Linked DNA regions of Homo sapiens: region 2 is linked to region 1. Evidence: read pairs that join two places in POLR2A ChIA-PET (ENCODE). Cell type or tissue: PC-9. All regions are shown on one strand. Links, peaks and the distances in the headings refer to the core of each region. The heading gives the core; the rest is flanking DNA.

The links. Peaks named below come from ENCODE experiments on the same cell type or tissue, not always from the same donor. Only the 100,000 strongest peaks of a DNase experiment are listed, where the experiment ranks them.
Region 2: POLR2A ChIA-PET joins it to region 1 with 7 read pairs; 1 of 35 experiments calls an interaction of 5 or more read pairs at or near these places.

The regions. Positions count from the first base shown.
Region 1 is chr11:85,888,143-85,891,590 of GRCh38, reverse strand. The region is part of intron 5 of CCDC83 (coiled-coil domain containing 83); the gene reads right to left. Among named protein-coding and RNA genes, the nearest start is that of CCDC83, 34 kb to the right of the region's middle. In PC-9, for the core only: no CTCF peak of the experiment used is centred there; a DNase peak (open chromatin) is centred at 1,410; H3K27ac peaks cover 1,426 bases.
Region 2 is chr11:86,933,452-86,936,899 of GRCh38, reverse strand. All of the region lies in intron 1 of PRSS23-AS1 (PRSS23 antisense RNA 1), which reads left to right. It also overlaps a transcript of PRSS23 not described here. Among named protein-coding and RNA genes, the nearest start is that of PRSS23-AS1, 3.3 kb to the left of the region's middle. In PC-9, for the core only: no CTCF peak of the experiment used is centred there; a DNase peak (open chromatin) is centred at 1,759.

The DNA of each region.
Region 1 (3,448 bases), core at 345-2,844:
TTTTAAGAATCCCTGTCCTGTGCCCCAGTAAAGGACAAAAATAAAAATGCTCTGTGACTGTAATTATCTAATGACTTGTAATAACCCCTCACCTTCTCATTCCTGGGCTTATTCTAAGGTTCCTTTTCCTTTTATTGAGGAGAAGTAACCTTGGCCTGGATATGTTAGTGACTGTTTTCTATACTAGTATCCCAATATCCCATTCTAGCTAAAGTTCAGGGAAGCAGCTCTAAGTGTTTTCTCCTCCTCGCCCCCTGGGTTTCAGCAGAGGCTGCTGAGTAAGGCAGGTGACCGAGGAACAGTTTGTGCTGGGGCTGACTGGTGACCCATGAGGTGGTATGGACAAAGGCCATTGGTCATGTTTGATAAGGTGCATGATGGCACCAGATGTCTTTAGAAATGGGCTGGAGAATACTGCAAGGACTGTTCTGTGGGAAGTAGAAGAGAAGGGGGACAGGTATGCAGAGCAAAGCAGAGGTGCCAATGAGAGGGACAGTCACAGATCAGGGGAGAGAAATGTGGGGAGGAGCCATGCCTAGAACCACCGCTGATATCATTCTGTCTTCAGTCTTCCCTTTCCTCATTTGTGTTACACCCAACAAGCATTACTCTTGGGGAGTCAAGCAACTTAATTTTTGTCTCTTTCCTTTAAAACTCATACTGTGAGGCTATTGACTTCTGCTCAATAAAATATATGGTAAATCCTATGACTTCTGGTTTCTTTGTGGTAACAAAAGGTCCTCCAATGAGTAATTAGTATGTTCAGAATATTGCAACAATTTAAACTTCTTTCAAAGTTATGCCAATCCCCTTTCCTAACTTGGGCCTGCTGCCATTTTCTTTGCCTTGAGCTTCCATGATTCCTCTCTCAGTGCTGAAGGGAAGAGGGAAACATGGAAAACGGTAAGAAAGCTCTCACTTGACTGATACTGTCTCAAGCTCATGTCTACTTTCTGGACCTAGCTGGCATTTAAGGCTGACACATTGTCTCATGGGAGTGTTTTAGTAGGTTCTTTGGAGGACAAGCTTCCCCATTTCAAATGGGATTTCATCTGCATTCCCTTGATCCAGGGCAAGTACTGTCCTTAGAAGTTGGTAACAACTTTTCTGTTGGTCCCTGGTTTTCAATTCTGCACTCCCCTCCCACACATACAAAATCCCTGTTTTTCTGTTGGGGACCTATCACCGGCCCCCAACACCCTAGTCAGCTGTCTCCAGCAAGATTTCACATGACTGTTCCCCAACTCTCTCTCATAACAAGTTGACAAGAAACACTCCTCCATTCTTTGCCCTGACAAACTCGGGAGTGCAGGCCCAGCCCAGGGCAGCAGCCACCTCTTCTGTGTTCTGCTGTCAGTGCGGTTAGCTCCTCAGCCACTTACTCCCTAGATTTCTCAGGGATGAGTCATAAACTAGACCTGAATGCCCAGACTGCAGGGGACACATACTGAACCATCTGAGAAATCTCTCTGAAGACCTTTCACCCAGATTTGAGATGGAGGAGGAATTACCTTTTACCTGCTCCTCGGTGGGGGAAAGAGTAGGACTGATAGCACACCAAAAGCTCTTTCCAAAAGTTGTCCCCTAATTTCTAACAACCTTTTCCTGGCCTCTCTAACTTCTTGTATAGACTGGAATTCGATGATCAAAGGTGCGAAACTGGTTTTCTTCTTCATCAAATTGCAAATCTATGTGGTGGTATCTCATCTCATTTTGCCACCTCAGCGTAAACTGAGACTTTAAAAAGTTTTAATATCCTCTTTCACTTACAGCAACCTCCCAGCCCACAACAATAGCCTGACTTGATCTCTCTTCCTTGCATGTAAAGCAGCCTAACTAACGCAAACCCCATAATCATTGGAGGAGAATTCCAGGAAAATCATGAAAGAAGGCAGCCTGTGTAGAAGGTAGGAGAAAAAGAGGGGATGATGGTAGTAAGCCTTCAGATAGATTGATTTAGGAGTCTTGCTCATATTCATTGTGTCCAGTTAGTGGTCCCCAACATGTTCTAATAGTTCCCCTGGTGGAGTGGCTGCTGCTACCTGGATGGTTAAGACAAGTCCCTAAAACTAATGGAAAATAACACAAGCCCATAACAACCATTTTCTTATGGCTGCGCCCCATGGCTTGACCAGCAAGTAATTCAATATATAAATGTTTTTACCACCCCAAAGTTGAATACAACCACATGAAAATTTTTAAGTCAAAGAAATCATCCTAGTTAATAATTCATTAATTTAAGACAAGGTCTCTCTCTGTCACCTAGACTACAGTGCAGTGGTGCAATCTTAGCTCACTGCAACCTCTGCCTACTAGGCTCAGGTCGTCCTCCCACCTAAGCCTCACAGGAGCTGGAACTGCAGGTGTGCGGCACCACACCCAGCTAACTTTTGTATTTTTGGTAGAGATGGGGTTTCACCCTGTTGCTCAGGCTTGTCTCGAACCCCTGAGCTCAGGTGACCCATCCACCGTGGACCCCCCAAAATGCTGGTATTACAGGCGTGAGACACCACGCCTGGCCCAATCATCCAAACTTCTGATCAAGATAATGGGTTAAGTTTATATGAGAAGATCACTTTTCCTACTTTAAAAATGTGAAATAAATACTGGCTAAAATATTTGAAATTTTGAAAATGTACCAGAACAATAACTTTTTAAAAAGTATTCTACTGGTTAACAAATGCATAGGCAGATCAGTGAATCAGAATAGATAGTAGAGAATAAGATTCAGATATATATGAGAAATAAAAGTATAATAAAGTTAGCACTTCAAATCAGTAGGATAAAAATTGATGATAAATGATGTTGGAACAACTGGAAAACCATTTGGTAAAAAAATAAAGTTGGATCACTCTCTCACACAAAAACAAAGACTTAAATATAAAAACAAAACCATAAAAATTTTAGAATAAAATATTGGAGAATTCATTCATAATCTCATAAACGTAAAATCAAAGACTGATAAGTTGGGCACTTTAAAAGCACATCATTTCTTCATTAAAAAACCCACAAACAAAAAAACTAATGACAAATGGGAAAAATATTTGCAATTTATATCACAGTTAAAGAGCTAATTTTTTTAAAATGTAAAGAGTGCCACAACACATTAGAAAAATGGGTGACAGATATGAACAGATGGTTTATGGAAAAGGAAATTCATATAGCTCTTGAAGTTATGAAAAGACACATTCAGTGTCACTTTTAATAAAAGAAATGGAAATTAAAACTACAATGAGATACCATTTTCGACCCATAAGACTGACAAAGAACAAAAATTTGGATACCACCCCCTGTTGCTGAAGATGTGGGAAAATAGGTATCCTCATGCATACTGTTAGAAGTACCACTTGGTACAACCTTTATGGAGGGCCACATTTATCACAGTAAAATAGTCTGTTTCACACAACCATTTCTTTCAGAGATACACATAAGTGAAATGACATAAATA
Region 2 (3,448 bases), core at 671-3,170, 1.0 Mb before region 1:
CTCTTTTTTTTTTTTTTTCTTTACTCTGTCACCCAGGCTGGAGTGCAGTGGCATGATCATGGCTTACTGTGGCCTCAACCTCCCAGGCTCAAGTGATCCTCCCAGCTCAGCCTCCTACTACAGGTACATACCACCATGCCTGGCTAATTTTTTGTATTTTTTGTAGAGACAGGGGTCTCTGTTTCCCAGGCTGGTCTCAAACTCTTGGGCTCAAGCCATCCTCCTGCCTCAGCCTCCCAAAATACTGGGATTACAGGTATGAACCATCACACGGAGCAAAACTCTTTCAGCAAGATTATATACCTTTCCCCACATTAAAAAAAGTAATTGGCTGGCCGGGCGCTGTGGTTCACGCCTGTAATCCCAGCACTTTGGGAGGTCGAGGTGGTCGGATCACCTGAGGTCGGGAGTTCGAGACCAGCCTGACCAACATGGAGAAACCTTGTCTCTACCAAAAATACAAAATTAGCCAGGTGTGGTGTCACATGCCTGTAATCCCAGCTACTCGGGAGGCTGAGGCAGGAGAATCACTTGAACCTGGGAGGCAGAGGTTGTGGTGAGCTGAGATTGTGCCATTGCACTCTAGCCTGGCAACAAGAGCAAAACTCCATCTCAAAAAAAAATAAAGTAATTGGCATTACCAGAAATGATATTAATATTCTTTAGGTTAGGTGCCAGGGCTACTCTGAAAAAGCCACCACACAGAGCCCCCAAGTCCTGCCAGGTGGTTCACAATGAACCCTCTGGGTAGTGCCAGAAATCCTACATGTGAAGCATGATCACTGAAACATTCTGCGAGTGTGATCTGGGCCTGCAAATTGCTATGAAGCTTTTCTGCTTCAGTGGGAGATGCCATTGCAAACTGAATTGTGGCTGGCAGGGCTGGATTCCTGGGTTTGCAACATGGGCAGTCATTCAGAGCCCTGTGCTTAGACAGGCCTTGTGCTTTGTTTAATGCTTTGCTGTTGCTATCTTGAAATTTTCAATAATATTTGAACAAAGGGCCTCATATTTTTATATCACACCTGCTCCTGTAAATGATGTTTGTCCTAAGTGGCTACATATACCTAAGGCAGCACCAAGTAGTAGAAAGAGCATGTACTTTGGAGTTGGCAGGGGTCAACTCCAATCCCAGTTCCGTAACTTTCTAGCGATGTGAGCTTGGGTAAGTTACTTAACCTCTCTGGGCTTCAGTGTTATTATATAAAAAATAGTGATTATAATGTCTAACTTTTAGAGTCATTGGGGTAATTACCAACAGTTGGGGTAATTACAACATTTGGGGTAACAGTATGTGTTTAGTAATTGGTAATGGATGATAATGACAACAATGCAACAATGATTTGAAAACAACTAGTCAAGAAAGAATGAAATAACATTCATGTGAAAAGACAACCAAAACAAAATGAACAGACAAAAAAATGCCATACACGTAGACTTTTGGGGTTGGGAAGAATCCTAAAGATAAGCTCCTGGGCTGAGTTGTTTTTGCCTTTGCCGTCCACAGCACTTTTCTCTTATGATGCATCTTTTCCCGCATTAAACACTGAGACCCTGAGAACAGATACTGTGTCTATACTTTAAAAATATTTCCAGCTTCTTGCACAAAGCCTGACACAAAGTGGATGTTTAATAAGCATTGGTTGAAATAATAAACTAGCTCATTATTTTATAGCTGAGGAATCTGAGGCCTAGAGAAGTCAGGTGACTTAAATAAGCTTACAAAACTTGTCCTTGGCAAAGCCAGGTCTGGAGTCCTCTCTGTTTGTTTCAGAGGGATTAGTTATTGCCTGGGGGCCCTGTGTGGACCCATCCCTTGGAGCTGTTAAACACAATCACACAATCTTTATTGCTTGCTGAATTGCAATTATCAGATTATATAGGAAATGTTTAAGGATTTTATGTATGTGTATTTTTATTTGTTTTGAGTCAAAAATCAAAAGGGAAGAATGGTCATTGGAGCTAGAATATACTTGTGGCTGTCCCAGTGAACTCCTAGAAAAAGTAATCCCTCCACTTGCCTTTGCTGGAGCACATGGTTCAGGGATAGTTTAGGATCCCCTCTCTCCTTTCCCAAATCCTCCCATGCATGAGCTTATCTGCTGTGATGCTGATGTCCTGGATGTGATTGATTACCCACCACTATCTTGGGGACCTGGGAATGACCTTCTGGATGCATTTGTAAGGAACCAGCTTGGGAAGAAAAACAAAAACTTGAAGGCATCCTCTAGTTGGCCTGAGATAAGGGGACCTCAGAGTCTTCTTTCATTAGCCTGGCAAAACAATCCAAACAATAAAAAATCCATAAGAAAATATTCTGCTTCCAGGAGCTTAAAAGATACTTCTCCTTTCAGCCACCCAGTCACATGACACTATCCCTATGTAAGACAAACAAATGTTTTTGTGGGTGAGAGGATGAGAGGAAGGGAGGAAAGAAGAGAAGGGGAGGAGTTCAACAGAGAAAGGGAGGGAGGTATGATGAGGGAGCAGAGGTGAAAATGTAGAAAAAAGAAAAAACCAAAGAGAGAGAGAGAGATGGAATATGTTTGGAAAGAGATGTGGGCCTAATATTTACCCAGATGATCCCAGGAGCCAACTCAAATCATCAGAATGAATCGATCCAAGTCACCTTGTTAAACTTACTTGGCATAATAATAATTATTGTGTGCTGAAAGAAGCAGTGGGGTTCGGTGAGAGAGTATGGGTTTGAGTTTTGGCTCTCATGATGATTTGCTGTACAAACATACATCTGTTATTTCAAGTCCCAGGCCTCAGTTTTCCCATTCCGAACTGGGGGAAATAAATGAAACAGGACATATGAAAGTAATTTGAAAAATAGAGTGTGACACAAGCAAACACAGTCTCGAATTTACACTCAAGCTGGATCTATTCCACTTAAATCAAAACAGGCTTTGACGTGTCTCCAGCTTTTCTTTTCATGGACTCAGTAAAGTTTTCTACCTTGTGTTTTTAAAGTAAATACATATATAATCCAATGATCTCGTCGCATCATTAGGCTCAGGTGGGCTCGTTCCAAATCATGGATACAACACTGAAATCAAAATACGAAAAGAAAAAAAGGTGCATGGTTTACCCACCATTGTTTAACAAATTTATGTAGTGGAAAGAGCAGATATGGTAGGAATGAGATCTGGTTCAGATTCCAGCTCCAATAGTCATCTGCTGTGTGACCCACGGCAAGTTTCTCAGCCTCACTGAGCCGCACTCTTCCCACTTGGGGTATGGGAGCACCTCCCTCCCTATAATATTATCATAAGATAGCCGGACAAATGCCTAGCTGGCTCCTGGCATCTGTTAGAGCCTCTGCCTATGTTGATCATTGCTGTATCCTCAGTCCTAGACTATAGTAGGTATGAAATATGCAGTACTTTCTCTTTTCCCTTCCTCTTTTCTACTTCTCTTACCCTATTCCCACGCCCACCCATTC